Linked DNA regions of Mus musculus: region 1 is linked to region 2. The links are chromatin contacts, found by Hi-C or POLR2A ChIA-PET in ENCODE. All regions are on one chromosome and are shown on one strand. Each heading gives the region's core, a stretch centred on a gene start or an enhancer-like site at or near the end of the contact. The rest is flanking DNA. Distances are from core to core; before and after follow the strand shown.

Evidence for each region. A loop is a pair of places that touch in the nucleus more often than their neighbours do. ChIA-PET counts read pairs that join two places held with the same protein, here RNA polymerase II (POLR2A).
Region 1: a map of left cerebral cortex shows a loop between it and region 2 (2.1-fold over the local background). The contact joins the promoter of Elf2 here to the enhancer-like site in region 2. A Hi-C loop is called at or near these places in 4 of 37 maps with a recorded cell type or tissue (T-helper 2 cell, heart and left cerebral cortex). POLR2A ChIA-PET finds 5 or more read pairs at or near these places in 1 of 5 experiments (Patski).

Annotation. Positions count from the first base shown.
Region 1 is chr3:51,337,690-51,345,077 of GRCm38, forward strand. Elf2 (E74-like factor 2) reads right to left here and starts at 2,955. Exons shown (of 10, transcript NM_023502.2): 1 at 2,725-2,955.
Region 2 is chr3:51,298,560-51,305,868 of GRCm38, forward strand. All of the region lies in intron 4 of Elf2 (E74-like factor 2), which reads right to left. Among named protein-coding and RNA genes, the nearest start is that of 4930577N17Rik, 25 kb to the left of the region's middle. Within about 2 kb of position 4,557, at least 1 of the 3 ENCODE cell types and tissues checked has a DNase peak (open chromatin) inside an H3K27ac peak, as active enhancers do; it is heart, where a contact is called at or near this core.

The sequences.
Region 1 (7,388 bases), core at 1,705-4,204, 38 kb after region 2:
TAGGAGTGGACAGAAAAAAGTATTATAAAGCAAGCCTGGGATAGTCTCAACCCCATTCATTTTTATAGATACTGGATTAGAGTCCCGAGAACAAAACCCTAAGTTTCCTAGGTCTTGTAACACAGCAAGGCTTGTGACTGTAAATAGTGCCCAGTCACATTCTGCTTTAAAAGGAAAATACAGATGAGATAAAAAGAAGAAAGAAAAAAAAATACTGGATTAGCCAGGCAGTGGTAGTGCATACTTCAATCCCAGCACACAGGAGGCAGAGGCAGGCAGATCTCTGTGAGTTCAAGGCCAGCCTGGTCTACAGAGTAAGTTCCAGGACAGCAAGGGGTACACAGAGAAACCTTGTCTCAAAAAAAAACAAAAAAACAAAAAAACAAAAAAAACCCAAAAGACTGGATTATATTCTCAAAATGGAGGAACTATTTTTGATATCATGCCAAAAGGCTGATTTCTTTAAAAATATCACTCCAAGGAGAAATGAAAGCACATCCACACAAAAACTTGCATACAAAAATTACAATAGCCAGGGGTGGAAGCTCAGATCCCTACCAACCGATGAATGGATAAAAATAAGGAAGCCTATCCATAGAGGAGCATTACTCAGCAAAATAATAATAACAGTAATGTGCTGATACATGCCACAACATGCACAAACTTCAAAAACTTTATGCTATGCAAAAGAGGCCATCACAAAAGCCTCCATATTGCACACTTGTACTTACATGAAATACCCAGAACAGGAAAATCCATAAGGGATACAAAGGTCCAGAAAGATGAGAGACAAGTGAGTAATGGCTAACTGGTATGTTCGCTGGGTGGTTAGTGTCTCCGCTGGCAGTACCGAGGACTGAACTCAGAGCCTCCCCCATGCAAAGCAAGCACTGTGCCACTGGGCTACACTGCAGACCCATATGATCTTTTTTTAGGGGTAAAAACATGCTTTAAAATTGAGTTCAGTAATTGTGCAGCTCTGTGACTAAACCTTAAAAACTGAGCTTGTACACTTATAACTGAATGGCATGTGGTTAGTATCTCAATAATGCTGCAACCTCTCCCCATGCCGATCCATTCACCACCACCACCACCACGCCCCCCAAAAAAAGATACACACAACCTGTGAACAGGTAAAATCATCAACCCTGATTTGGTAAACTTACCATTGAAGAAATTTGGGATAAAAAAAAAAAAAAAAAACCCAAAGTTTTCAACTCTGTCGAAACATTTTGCAACTGTTTATGTCTGCGAAGTACAGTGAATAATCCAAGTAAACAAGTATAAAGAGGATAACACTGCCAGGGCGATGGTGCCACACACCTTGAAACCCAGGCACTCCGGAGCCGGGGGGGGGGGGGGGGGGGGGGGGGGGGGGGAAGCTGCATGCTGATCTCTGAGTTCGAGGCCAGCCTGGGTCTACAGTGCAAGTTCCAGAACAACAAAGGCTACACAGAGATTCTACCCTGTCTCGACAGACAAAAAGCAAGCAAACAACCAGCAACAGCAAAGGATAACGTTAAATATTGAGATTTTAAATGTTGAAGACACATCAGACTTCAACTTCTTGTATTTACTGGATGTATCAACTACAGCCACATGCCTTCTATAAATCTTATTCCTAAATCCCTTTAAACATAATTCAACAGTTCCCAGTCTCATACGAAGTCATTCAACACTCTAAAGAAACTGTAACCCACAAATATACAATCTTATCTCAGTAGGGCCCGGATGGACATTGTCCACTAGAGAAAGTGAGCAGTTTGCCTCTCAACTGAGACTTGGAGAAAAAAACAAAAACAAAAGTCTTGAGCTCAGAGGCGCAGTTTTTATTATACTTTCTCACTGTCGGATTAAAGCATAAACCACAGAGTAATGTCATGAACACGAGAAAGATGTTCCAGGGTTACAATGACGCGTCCCCCATCTTATTGATAGAGTACTAAGAACTTAAAGAAAGGGTATACAGCTGAGAACGTGGTTCCCATAAGGACAGTCCACCAAGTTGGTCCGTGGGTTATTTTTCCGTCCTTTGCTGACAGAGTAAAAATGTCCCACTAAAGTCTTGAGTGGGTCCGGCCGCCGCGCGCAGCGCCGCTGAGGCAGAATCGGTACCGAGGCGCGCGGGGCGCCCACGACACTCTCCGCGAGATGCCCTAAGGGCCAGCACCGCCGGCGGAGGACCCCGGAGGAGACTCTGGACCTAGGCGCTTCCAAGAGCCCCAGGGTTTTTTTGTTGTTTTGTTGCAAACACAGATAGTGATCGCAGCCTGGCTCCCCGGGGAACCAGGAGAAGGCGGCGACGGAGGGCCGGCGGAGAGTGAGAATAAAAGAACGGCGGAGTACAACCTGTCGTGCCCGCCCCGGCGGCGGGGAGCAGGCCCGACGGCGACGGAAACTGCCGCCCGGGACGCGCTGCCCCGGCAGCCCGGCCGCCGCGCGATGACTGGCGCCGCGAGGTAAACAGCGCGCGCCGCGGTCCCTCGGCGCCACGACCGTTGCCCCGGGCCGCTCCGGTGCGGGCTCCCGCCCTGCCCCCAGCTCCGCCGGTGTCACCGCCCCAGCCTCCGGAAAGCCCCTCCGCCGCCGCCCGAGCAAACAACACAGGCGCGGGGCGGGGGCGCCCGGGAGGAGGCGACACTCGGGACGGCCGGGCTGGCTCGCCGCGCCCTCCCTCTCCCTCCCGCTCGCTCCCGCCGGCCTCCGCCGTCCCCGCGCTCTTACCTGCTCTCCCTCCACGTCGCCGAGTCCCTTGCCCTTCCCTCAGGGCCGCAGACCGGCCGAGACGCCGCAGCCGCCCGCCGTTGGCCCGGCGTCCTGCGGGAAGCCGAGGGGGCCTCCCCTGGCCACCGCGCGAGCCGCTCCGCACCACAGGACGAGACAAAACCGCGCTGCGCCCCCCGCGCGCGCCACCCTACAGATCCCCCCCAACCGCCGAGGCGACGGCGGCGACACAGCCGGGCGCGGGGAAGCTGCGGCCGGCCCCCGCCCTCCGCACCCGCCTCGGCTCCTCCCCCTCGGCCTCCTGCCGCCGCCACCAGGACACTGGAGTCCGCCTCCCCCACCCGGCCGCTCCGCGCGCTCCTCCCTCCCCGCGCGCCGCCGGGGGAGGCGACACCGCCAGTCACCGCAGCGCCTGTCAAACCGGGCCGGCTATTTATACTCCCCACCGCCCTCGGGCCCCCCGCAGCCCGCCTCCTGCGCTCTCGAATCCCGCCCTCTTCTCAGCGCCCAACTTCGCCCGAACCCGCCTGCTCAGGTGGAGACGCTCGCCACTCGTCCCGCTCCGCGTCCCCGGGGCTTCCCCACTCCCCCACGTCGCGCGCTGCACTGCGCTGCGGACGCGGGACCAGCGCGTGGGGACGGCGGGGCCGCGCGTGCACCTGCAGCCCGGCCGGGACGACACGCGCACCTCTTGGGCCACTCTCAGGTCTTTGCTGTCACCCCTCATCACCCCCCTTCCAACTCCGGACTCCCCTCCCAAGACCTCCAGGGACCGCTCTGCACTCGTAGATTAAGCATTAGGGAAGTGAGCGATTGCAAAATAAAACTCTTGTCAGCCCGGGTGTTCAGAGTCCCCGCGCGTCTCCCGGGCTCCGCGGATGGTGGCGGCGCTGGCGGGCAGGAGCGCGCGGCCCGCCCCACCCGGCCACTGACGCACGTGGCGCCCCGCCCCGCCCGTTTCGCGGCCCGGGGCGCCGCCCGCTCCGCCTCCCAGCTCGTCCACCCCGGACCCCGCCCCGTTCCCAGAAATTACCACCGCCCAACGGCCCGGCTGCGCGGCGGTTGGTGCCCGCGGTGGCCGGCGGGCGGGCGGCCCAGCGCGCAGCTGCGGAGCGCGGCGGGCGGCCCCCGTTCGGGGGGGTCCCGGGGAGCCGCGACCGCCCGCCCCAGTCTTTGTCGCTTCTAGTCCCGTCCGCCTCCGAGAAGTAACTCAAGTCCCGAGATCTTCAGAGCCAGGGTGAAGGAGCGCGTGTGTGTGGAGGAAGAGTATCTTGTTCCAAGTGTCCACGAATTGGGGAAAAAAAAGGGGCGAAGCCAGCGGGAGCTGCAGGCTTCTGGTTTGCACACTTTCACACAAAGGGGAGCCTCTGAGCAGGGCACTCTCACGCGCCTTCCAGGGCACAAAAGCCAATGACACGGTGCCCGGGATGTCCTGCGTTTGCAGCGGCTCGCTAATGGTCTTTCTTAGGCGCAGTTATGCATGCTAGGTCTCTTCCCCCAAGCACCACCACCATTCCCCGCCGCCGCGGAATGTATTTGTTTCTTTAACAAAGAGCATCGGTTGTCCCGGTGCGCGCGGGGGCCGATCCTGCTGGGCTCTGACTCCTGCAGGCTCCCTGGGGGAGCCCCAGCACTTGGAACAGCATACACCGGGTTAATTTCTGGACTCCAGCCTGACTGTTGATGTTCTACAACCAGTTTTTACAAGAACGAAATACTGAGCGGTGTGATGGCTGTGGAGATGAACGTGGGAACCGTGGAAATGACCCTAGAATGGGGCTCAAATGTGAAAGGCATGCCAGAGGTTGCTCTGTTGTTTTAAGTCCCTGCCGAACATTAGAATTTAGCCTCAGTTTTAAAAGCTGTTACTGCCTAGTTGGGTGCTTCTTTCTTAAAAAGCAACCAAAAAAAAAAAAAAAAGCCGTTTTCACTCTGAAATGTATTAGAAATTTGCATTAGCCCAATGGCTAATAAACGATCCTCTTAACTTCGGGTTGGCATCACTCTGAACTACAAAAATGAAGTCTTGATAACTTTAAGACCTTAATACGTACATAACAGAGTACTGCACGCACAGCATCCGTTATAGAGGATGGTGTTTATATCCTGTTTATTATAAATGATTACTTACAGAGCCACTGCCCGCTTTGACACTTTCTGAGTAAGAATACTGAGTCTCTCTTGCGTGGCAGGAGTTGCTTTCTTTAGTTAGAGACAAATGTTACAATAGGGAACTTCCTATTCCTATTAGCTACTTTGAGAAGAAATGTTTTGCCACATTTCCCATCCAGGGTAAGATGGAAAGTCCCAGGCGAAGAACTTACTGTTCTCTCGGCTTTTTCACTGTTCTAAGCATGCTTGCACTTTGAAATGTAGGTCTGAGTTAGAGAGACAGCTCAGCAGCTGAACAGTACCTACTGATGTACTGATGCAGAGGACTTGGGTTTGGTTCCCAGCACCCAAATTAGGGCTCACAACCATCATCGGAAACTCCAGTTCCAGGGCATCCAGTGTCCTTTTATTCTGGCCTCTGTGGGTACACCGCATGCCTAGAAACACATGTAGGCAAAATGCTCATACACATAAAATAATAAAACGGATTTAAAAATAAAAGAAAAAGAAAATGTAGAACTGAGAGGTTGGAGAGATGGCTCAGGAGATCAGTGGCTGCTCTTCCAGAGGTCCTGAGTTCAATTCTCAGCAACCACAGCCATTTCTAATGCAATTCAAAGCCCTCTTCTAATGTGTAGACAATGACAGTGTACTCACATACATAAAATAAATCTTAAAAGAAAAATTTAATGTAGATCTGTCATAACATTTCTGCACCCTGTTCATCTTGGATTCTGATAACTGTATTTGCTTCTGGGCAAAACAACATGGACAGAAGTTATGATGTAAAGATCCTGAAGGTCCTGGCCTCAAGAGGTACTGCATGTTTCTGCTTGCCTCTCTAGCACTCCTGCCTTAAACGATTCGAAGAACATGTCTGGAGAGTCAGCTGGTCCAAGAAAGATGACACACGCACACTGGAAACCCGCCAGGAGCCATTCCCAGCTTATAGTTGGGGACCTGGATGTTGTGCAACAGTTTCCTCTGAGATTGAAACTTTGCATTCTTCAGGGAAGCTCCTTAAGTAAGAAGAGAACTCAAAAGAACTCCAGGAAGTCCCTGAAACTGACCATATTCACTAGGCTCCTCCCTGTAAGCAATAAAAGCTGAGAGTCCCTCTCAGAAATGCAAAGCCAAACAGCAAAGAAGACTCTGATACCAGCCCAGTGGCCTAGAAGAAACAAAAGGCAACTGAACTACCTGGAAGAAGGCTAGATCAACTCAAGCACCAGCTTAGGACAATCTACAACCTTTTGAGCTGCCCGAAGGCTGTGCAGTGTTTCCCAAGTTCCCAGCTTTCCCAAGCTGTCACCCATGCCGAGTGGGGTCTTGGTGATGAAGCTGTCTTTGAGTTATTTCCGCTTCCATAAGGAACCCCTTAGCTGTACTCCAATAAGTAACCTCAATAAAACTCATTGGTGCACCAAGATGGACTTTGGCAGTATCTGTACTTGGTCTGTGTGGGTCATTTGACTGGGCTGAACAGATAGATGTGTGTGTTGAGTCTCCCCAGAAAAAGTTTTGTTCGCAACATTGTAGAATGCAAGAGTTTGTTTGTTTGGATGAGGGAGCTTTCCTGGTTGTACAGCTTAGACTGACCTCCAACAGAAGATTCTCCTGCCTCAGCATTGAGGCCTAAGATTATATGTATGCCCAGCAACATTATTGCTTTGTGCTCTGCAGTTTGGGTATATTTGCTTCCCAGATGAAGTGCTCTGCTCTCGTGGTATTAGCCAACACTGTACAGAGTGAAAGTTTCTGAGAGAGCTCTTTGGAAGCAGGCCTTCAGAAGGCATATCGATCCCTTGTAGAGGGAAGCCTAGTAAGAAACCAGAAAGCTTTACCACAAAGTATCTTAAAGACTCCAGGGGGGCTGGCGAGATAGCTCAGTGGTTAAGAGCACCGACTGCTCTTCTGAAGGTCCCGAGTTCAAATCCCAGCAACCACATGGCTCACAACCATCCCTAACGAAATCTGATGCCCTCTTCTGGAGTGTCTGAAGACAGCTACAGTGTACTTACATATAATAAATAAATAAATCTTTAAAAAAAAAAAAAAAAGACTCCAGGGTCAGGGGGAAAGGTCATCTGATGAAGCTAGAAATCCTAGCAGCAAGCTAAAGATCATGTAATAGATATCTGTGTTATAATTGCATTGCTTTTTATTTTTGTATCATACAACTCATTTAATAATTATACATATGATCCACTAATATATTTTTTGTTTTTATTTTTTATTAGATATTTTCTTTATATACATTTCAAAATTTCAAATGCTATCCTGAAAGTTCCCTATACCCTCCCCCTGCCCTGCTCCCCTACCCACCCACTCCCACTTCTTGGCCCTAGCATTCCCCTGTACTGGGGCATATTAAATTTGCAATACCAAGGGGGCCTCTCTTCCCAATGATGGCTGCCTAGGCCATCTTCTGCTACATATGCAGCTAGAGACAAGAGCTCTGGTGGTACTGGTTAGTTCATATTGTTGTTCCACCTATAGGGTTGCAGACCCCTTTGGCTCTCTTTGGGTGCTTTCTCTAGCTCCTCCACTGG
Region 2 (7,309 bases), core at 3,307-5,806:
CATCTCTCCACATCACTGCAGCCCTCTTCACTGCAGCCCTCCACACTGCAACCCTCCACACTGCAACCCTCCACACTGCAGCCCTCCACACTGCAACCCTCCACACTGCAGCCCTCCACACTGCAGCCCTCCACACTGCAACCCTCCACACTGCAGCCCTCCACACTGCAACCCTCCACACTGCAGCCCTCCACACTGCAACCTTCCACACTGCAGCCCTCCACACTGCAACCCTCCACACTGCAGCCCTCTTCACTGCAGCCCTCCACACTGCAACCCTCCACACTGCAACCCTCCACACTGCAGCCCTCCACACTGCAACCCTCCACACTGCAGCCCTCCACACTGCAACCCTCCACACTGCAGCCCTCCACACTGCAACCTTCCACACTGCAGCCCTCCACACTGCAGCCCTCCACACTGCAACCCTCCACACTGCAGCCCTCCACACTGCAACCCTCCACACTGCAGCCCTCCACACTGCAACCCTCCACACTGCAGCCCTCCACACTGCGGCCCATCCCCATTTATCACAGACTAGATATTTTAATGTCTAATTCCAAGTAAATGGAAATTGCATATTTGGAGAAGATTCAAAATTATAAAATATCACATTTCAATAATTCTATGATGCAGTTTTTCACACTTTGACATCTCTGAATTGGGATGTGCCTTATAAATAGTGGTTTCTCACTGTGTGTAAATTGGAAGCACCTTCTTCCTCTACTGGTAAAAAAGTAATGGTTTTTAACTCCTGACGGCCTCTCAGACTAAATGAAACATAGATATTAAAATACTAAAGCTCTTCTCCAATAATGCCTTCTAGACAACTTTAGTCACAGTAAAATTATAATTCAGTTAATTCCAGAAAGAAAACTCAATTAACTTTAAGATTTATGTTTTACCAACCCCAAGAAAACAGACAATTGAAAGAAAACATTTTAAAGGACTTGGAAAACATCTGTATTGGAAGAACATGGAAACAACAGAAGGGAGAGAAGAGGCCTTTCTCAGACCATGCTGGAACTTTCCCACAGCGGTAGTTACAAGGCAAGGTGAGGGGACAACATGGGAAGAAAACCGCTTAGGTGAAAAAACACTACTTTATCATTTCTTCTTAGGGAGAAATTTTTGTCATTCTTTAAACACAAATATGATAAAGTAGATGAAATAACTATAACAATAACACCGTAACATTCTTAATAAATTAAAAGCCGACCTACCAGCATTGTCTTCCTTCTGGCTCAATCTGTCTCACCTTCAGGGGATCCTAGGACTGGGGCTCCTTGCCAGGTCCCCAGTTTCTCAAGTCGATCTTCTACCTCCCTGTGGCAACAATATTTTCTAATTAAAAGAGTCCTTTTGTGCCACAGGGAGGATTTCTGATGGTATAACAAATATGGAAGTTATCACAGCTCATCATAAAGTCAGACTAGGCCTAAGTCTTCAAGACAGAAATCCGGCTTCTGATATTTCAGTAAAGAAATCTGACTTTATTTTTTCAAACTGTGCTTATAAACCTTTACTTTCATTTATTAAAAAGTAACCATTGTTTTCTTATTAAATTACACAAAAAATTTTATTCTTCTAAATTTCAGCTAATCTTTAAATACAAATTTTTGTTGCCCACTAAAACAGTATTTATATATTTGTTGTACATTCGTGAGTGTGTATGTAGGAATGTGTGTGTCAGGACAAGTTATGGAAGTCAGAGGTTGTTAATCTTCAAGGGTCTATTCTTTCACTACACCGTGTAGGGTCGTTAGGCTTGTGGTGGCAAGCACCTTTACCCACTGAGCCATCATGCCAGCCCATAAAAACAGATTTTTTTTTTTTAAAGCTTCTTGGTAACTAAGTACGACGATAATTTTTTTATGCCTTGGTGGCTGAATACAAAGCAAAGTGTCGCCACGGCTACTCAAAGGAGAGATGCAAGAGCCTTAAAAAGACCAGAAAGATCTACTAGTGATGCATTCCAAGAACAACTAGAAGAAGATAACACAACAACTTCACACAGCAGCGCTCCGCTGAGCATGGCAGCACAGGGAATTGCTCCAGCTACGTGGGAAGCTGAGGCAGAAGGACTGACTGCTGGAGCCCGTGGTTTGGAGCCAACCTGGGCAGCATAAGACATGTCAAATAATAATATAAATTTTAAAAGATTAATCTATGCCAATACTAAAATTATATTATTTAGATCTTTAAAAGTAGCAATCTGGCCGGGCGTGGTGGCGCACACCTTTAATCCCAGCACTTGGGAGGCAGAGGCAGGCGGATTTCTGAGTTCGAGGCCAGCCTGGTCTACAAAGTGAGTTCCAGGACAGCCAGAGCTACACAGAGAAACCCTGTCTCGAAAAACCAAAAAAAAAAAAAAAAAAAAAAAGTAGCAATCTTTCTCACTGATGGTGATGACTTTCAGTTTGTTTATTCTTTGTAAAGCTTCCTAATTTTTCCATTGCTCTTACTGTTTAAAAAAAAACTTAGATATAATCAATTATTAAAAATCAATGGTATATATATATGACCACATTCAGGTATTTTTGGATGACTTTCAAAATTCTGAGTAACATTAGGTCATTCAACAAAGAAATACTGAAGACTTTATATAAACTTTTATATATAAATATATATTATTCTCCCTTTTTCTTTCTTTACTTCATTTACTTGTCTGAAACTGGGTCTGGTTCCATGTAGTCCAGGCTGGACTCAGTCACCATCCTCTTGCCTCAGCTTCCCCAGTCTTGAGACTGCAGGTAACTTTCACCACACGTGGCCATAAAATGGTTCTTCACTAAGATAAAAAACTTAGTGCTTTGTATTTCCTGACTACCTTTCATATGTTCAAAACAACACACGCAAAATCCACCACACACACAGACACACACACACAAAATCCACCACACACACAGACACACAAACACACACAAAAATCCACCACACACAATTTCAAGGTTACTTTCATCCTTACTATGAAGGAAAAGGACATATGCAAGAACCACATAAGAAAGTAACTATCCAGATAGCATGATGGGCGGTCAGAAGAGTGATTAATGTTGACAATAACAACTGTACAAAGTCTCGGGTACACGGGGCTACAACAGAGAGTGCTAAGCAGACTACAGGTGATAAAATGGAAGAGGAAGCTCAGTGTGTTTGGAAAAGTCCTTGTGAAAGGCAGGAAGGAAGAGAGCCGGGAGTGTAGTTTCCACAAAGGATGCACTTCTGGATGACCCGAGGGCCACTGAGCTTGGCAGAAGACTGGCCTTTGAAATCTAGCAAACAAAGAGCAGTACAGTGGCTGACAAGCAAAGTGAGCTGTAGTCGGCTGGCTGTCCAGTACAGTGAGCTGTAGACTAACTGACAAGTGCAGTGAGTTGTAGGCTGACTGACAAGTGCAGTGAGTTGTAGGCTGAGTGACAAGTGCAGTGACCTGTAGGCTGACTGACAAGTGCAGTGAGCTGTATAGGCTGACTGACAAGTGCAGTGAGCTGTATAGGCTGACTGACAAGTGCAGTGAGCTGTAGGCTGACTGACAAGCGCAGTGAGCTGTAGACTAACTGACAAGTGCAGTGAATTGTAGGCTGACTGACAAGTGCAGTGAGCTGTATAGGCTGACTGACAAGTGCAGTGAGCTGTATAGGCTGACTGACAAGTGCAGTGAGCTGTATAGGCTGACTGACAAGTGCAGTGAGCTGTATAGGCTGACTGACAAGTGCAGTGAGCTGTAGGTTGACTGACAAGTGCAGTGAGCTCTAGGCTGGCTGACAAGTGCAGTGAGCTAGAGGCTGGCTGACAAGTGCAGTGAGCTGGAGGCTGGCTGAGAAATGCTATAGACTGACACATACAATGAGCCAAGGAAGAATGACAAGGAAAAATGCTTGCTCAAGTATGTGTTTCTTTGGTATTTATCTTTTTCTTTTCTTTTTTAATGTGGAAATGAAAGGAAATACAACAGATGTATGCGAAGTTAAGTGTTCTGGCTGAATACACTTGCAGACATATGAAAGCCTGCTAATGAAGCCAATGGAAGACTTGTTCAAGAACTGTCCTGTAACTACTTCCTTCGTCCTTACAGTCTTAAATTCCTATTTTATAACAGTGAAACACTGAAAGGTTTAAGCATTGCCAACTGAGTGATGTGGAGGAAAACTGAAGGCAGAAGTAGGTAAGCAAAGGCGGAACTCCTTCCTGCCAGAGAAAGATACTTAAACTCTGTCACCCAGGACGCTCTCTCATATTCGCTTTTAGAATGCTTCATGCTTTTCAAATTACAAACATTTCTAAAAGTAATTGTTTAATTGTATGTCCTTTTCTCATCCAGGCCCATGGGAGGATTCTGCCACACCTCCTCCCTCGGCCTAACTAACTGGTTCCATGGCTTCAGTAAGGATAACTCCCAAACCTGTCTCTACCCTTTGGTCACTGGGCTGCAGTTACACTAGGCATCTTCCATCCATCCTGGCTCTTTCCACCCCCGGAGAGCAGCTGCACTAAAGGGGCTCACACAGCTTCTAACTGGGCTTGTTCAGTGGAGAGACTGGGCAGGGACTAGAAAAGGGGAGAGTAAGACTAGGAGACTTAACCTGCCCCCCTCACTGTGGCACTGACATCCAACCAGGTGCATCCTTGACCAAGGTCCCAGCTTTTGCCAAGGCGATTCTTTTTCCAGGGCAGTGGCTTCCTGTTTGAGTTGTATAGGTGGGCCCTCCCCTGAGCCCGGGAGCCAAGAATAGAAACAGCTCTGTTGTAGAGAGCTGAGCACTACCCTCCTCTTCCATGCTATGCTTTCTTTTACTAAGGCTCCCCATAAGTTAGCCATTTTCTTTGTGACAAAATCCTGGTTACTCCTGTATCCATCTGTAAATACCTACATACTTCTTCTTAGATACCTTATCTCAACTCAAAATCAAACCTGACCATTAAGATCATCTGCTTCTTTTTTCATTTTCATTTATTTATTTATTTAGATCATCTGCTTCTTAAAACCATCTTTCCTTCATCTCTCCAGGATGTCACCATCTCTAACTGTGCTGCGTAGCCCCTCCCTTGTCCGGGATCAGGGTACATTTGACTGGGATGCTGTGTATGGAGCCCACTCTTCCTATGGCCACTACTTCAGTTTCTCAAGTCACCCTTCAAGTCACAACAGCCAGCCTTCGCGCCTCTTCCACTACAATTTTTATCAAATGGCATTTGTTTATTTTCGTATGGTACTTGAGATTGAACCTAAGACCTTACACATAGTAGATAAGCACTTTACCACTAGGCTACACCTCAGCCTATATTCAGAATTCATCCTATATCAGAGATGTGAGGTCCATGGTTGTGCTTCCTCCTAAGAGCCTGCGAGTCTTGTGGCGCCTTTATCTGCTTAATTTCTAACTCTTGACATTCAATAAAACTTACTTCATATCTCTATATTTTTAAATAAGCATTAAAAATCTCTGTAGAGGATCCAATCAGCGCCTCCCTCTCATCACGCCCACATGTCAGCAGGCTGTGCTGCGGAAGTGTGTGGCTCTGGGAGTTATTTCAAGCCCCCAGAGACAAGCCCACCCACCCTCCACAGCTTACTGCTGCTCCTAAAGACTCTTTATCATTACTAATCTTCAGTGCCTCACAGCTGCTTGTGATAAAATTAGATGAATATACCACTTTTAAAAGTTTTACAGTTCTCAGTTTTTTCTACAACCTTTAAGAGGATATTAGTATCATCACTAAGCCCAGAGAGAAAAAATGGAAAATTTTAAAAGAAAGATAAGCAAAGTAAACCAAAATTACGATCAAAAGGGGAGTCAGTCCTCTTACATACAAAGTAATGAAGGGCCATGAACCCACCCACTCCAACCTACTTAACAGTGAGGATAGTGTCTCTGTCAGACATGTAAGGGTATAGAGGAACAAAAGAAGAAAAACTTCAATGTGACCACCAGAGATGAAAGAACAAGTTAAATTAACTATGATTTTAGGCTAATAAAATATGAATCATAAGCCAGGTGTAGCAGCGGCGCACGACTTTAATCCCGAGACCCAGGAGGCAGAGGCAGTAGGATCTCTGTAACCTGGAGGCCAGGTAGTCTTCTAAGACAGCCAGGGCTACACTAAGAGATTCTGTCTCAAAACACACACACACACACACACACACACACACACACACACACACACACACACAGAGAGAGAGAGAGAGAGAGAGAGAGAGAGAGACAGAGACAGAGAGACAGAGAGACAGAGAGACAGAGAGACAGAGAGACAGGGAATGAATTATAGTTTAAAAGAAGTCTAGAAAACGTTTACAAGGAAATCCTATTCTATACATTTTTTTTACTTGTCTGTGTTCATGATGTGTGTGCATAGCTCCTGTGCCATGGTGCACATCTGGATGTCAGAGAACAGCTGTGTGGAGCCAGTTCTTTCCTTCCAGCTCATCACAGACCCTGAGGATCAAACAGACTGCCAGGCTTGTAAGACAAGCCCCAATACCCACTGAGCCAACTCAGCAGCCCTTATTCTATAGTCTTAATTCCCCCAATTCACCAAATAAAAACCGAGACCTTCCCATTTCTTCTCAGTCAGTTTCTTTTAAAACATCTACATGTTTAGAGTTTCTGTTACAAGCTTTTAATACTATGAAAAATGACCCTCCCATCCCAGCCCACCAGCAAACTGAAACAGACTCAGCTAAGCCTTGGCCACCCTTACCCATCTGTCTATGCTCTGTAAGAAGTATAATCCACTTAGTGTGTGGGTCTTTTAAAAACCAACAAACTCAAGCTCAGATTTTCTAATATAAAAATACTAAGCCAGGCAGTGGTGGCGCACACCTTTAATCCCAGCACTTGGGAGGCAGAAGCAGGTGGATTTCTGAGTTCGAGGCCATCCTGGTCTACAGAGTGAGTTCCAGGACAGCCAGGGCTACACAGAGAAACCCTGTCTTGAAAAACAAAAACAAACAAACAAACAAACAAAACAACAACAAAAACTATTTGTGGGAGCATGTTGTGTGCATAAAACAAAAAATAACCTATGGCCACTAATAATCCTTGTAAAGTCATTAAAACTCATGATCAAGAAAGCAAATGAGGCCTGGAGAGATGGCTCAGTGGTTAAGAGCACTGACTACTCTTCCAGAGGTCCTGAGTTCAATTCCCAGCAACCACATGGTGGCTCACAACCATCTGTCATGAGATCCGCTGTCCTCTTCTTGTGTGTCTGAAGCTACAGTGAGTGTACTCATATAAATAAAAATATAAAAATTAAAGCAAATGAACATGCAAACTGAAGTTCTGAGGAACCTTTACCATATTAGAGT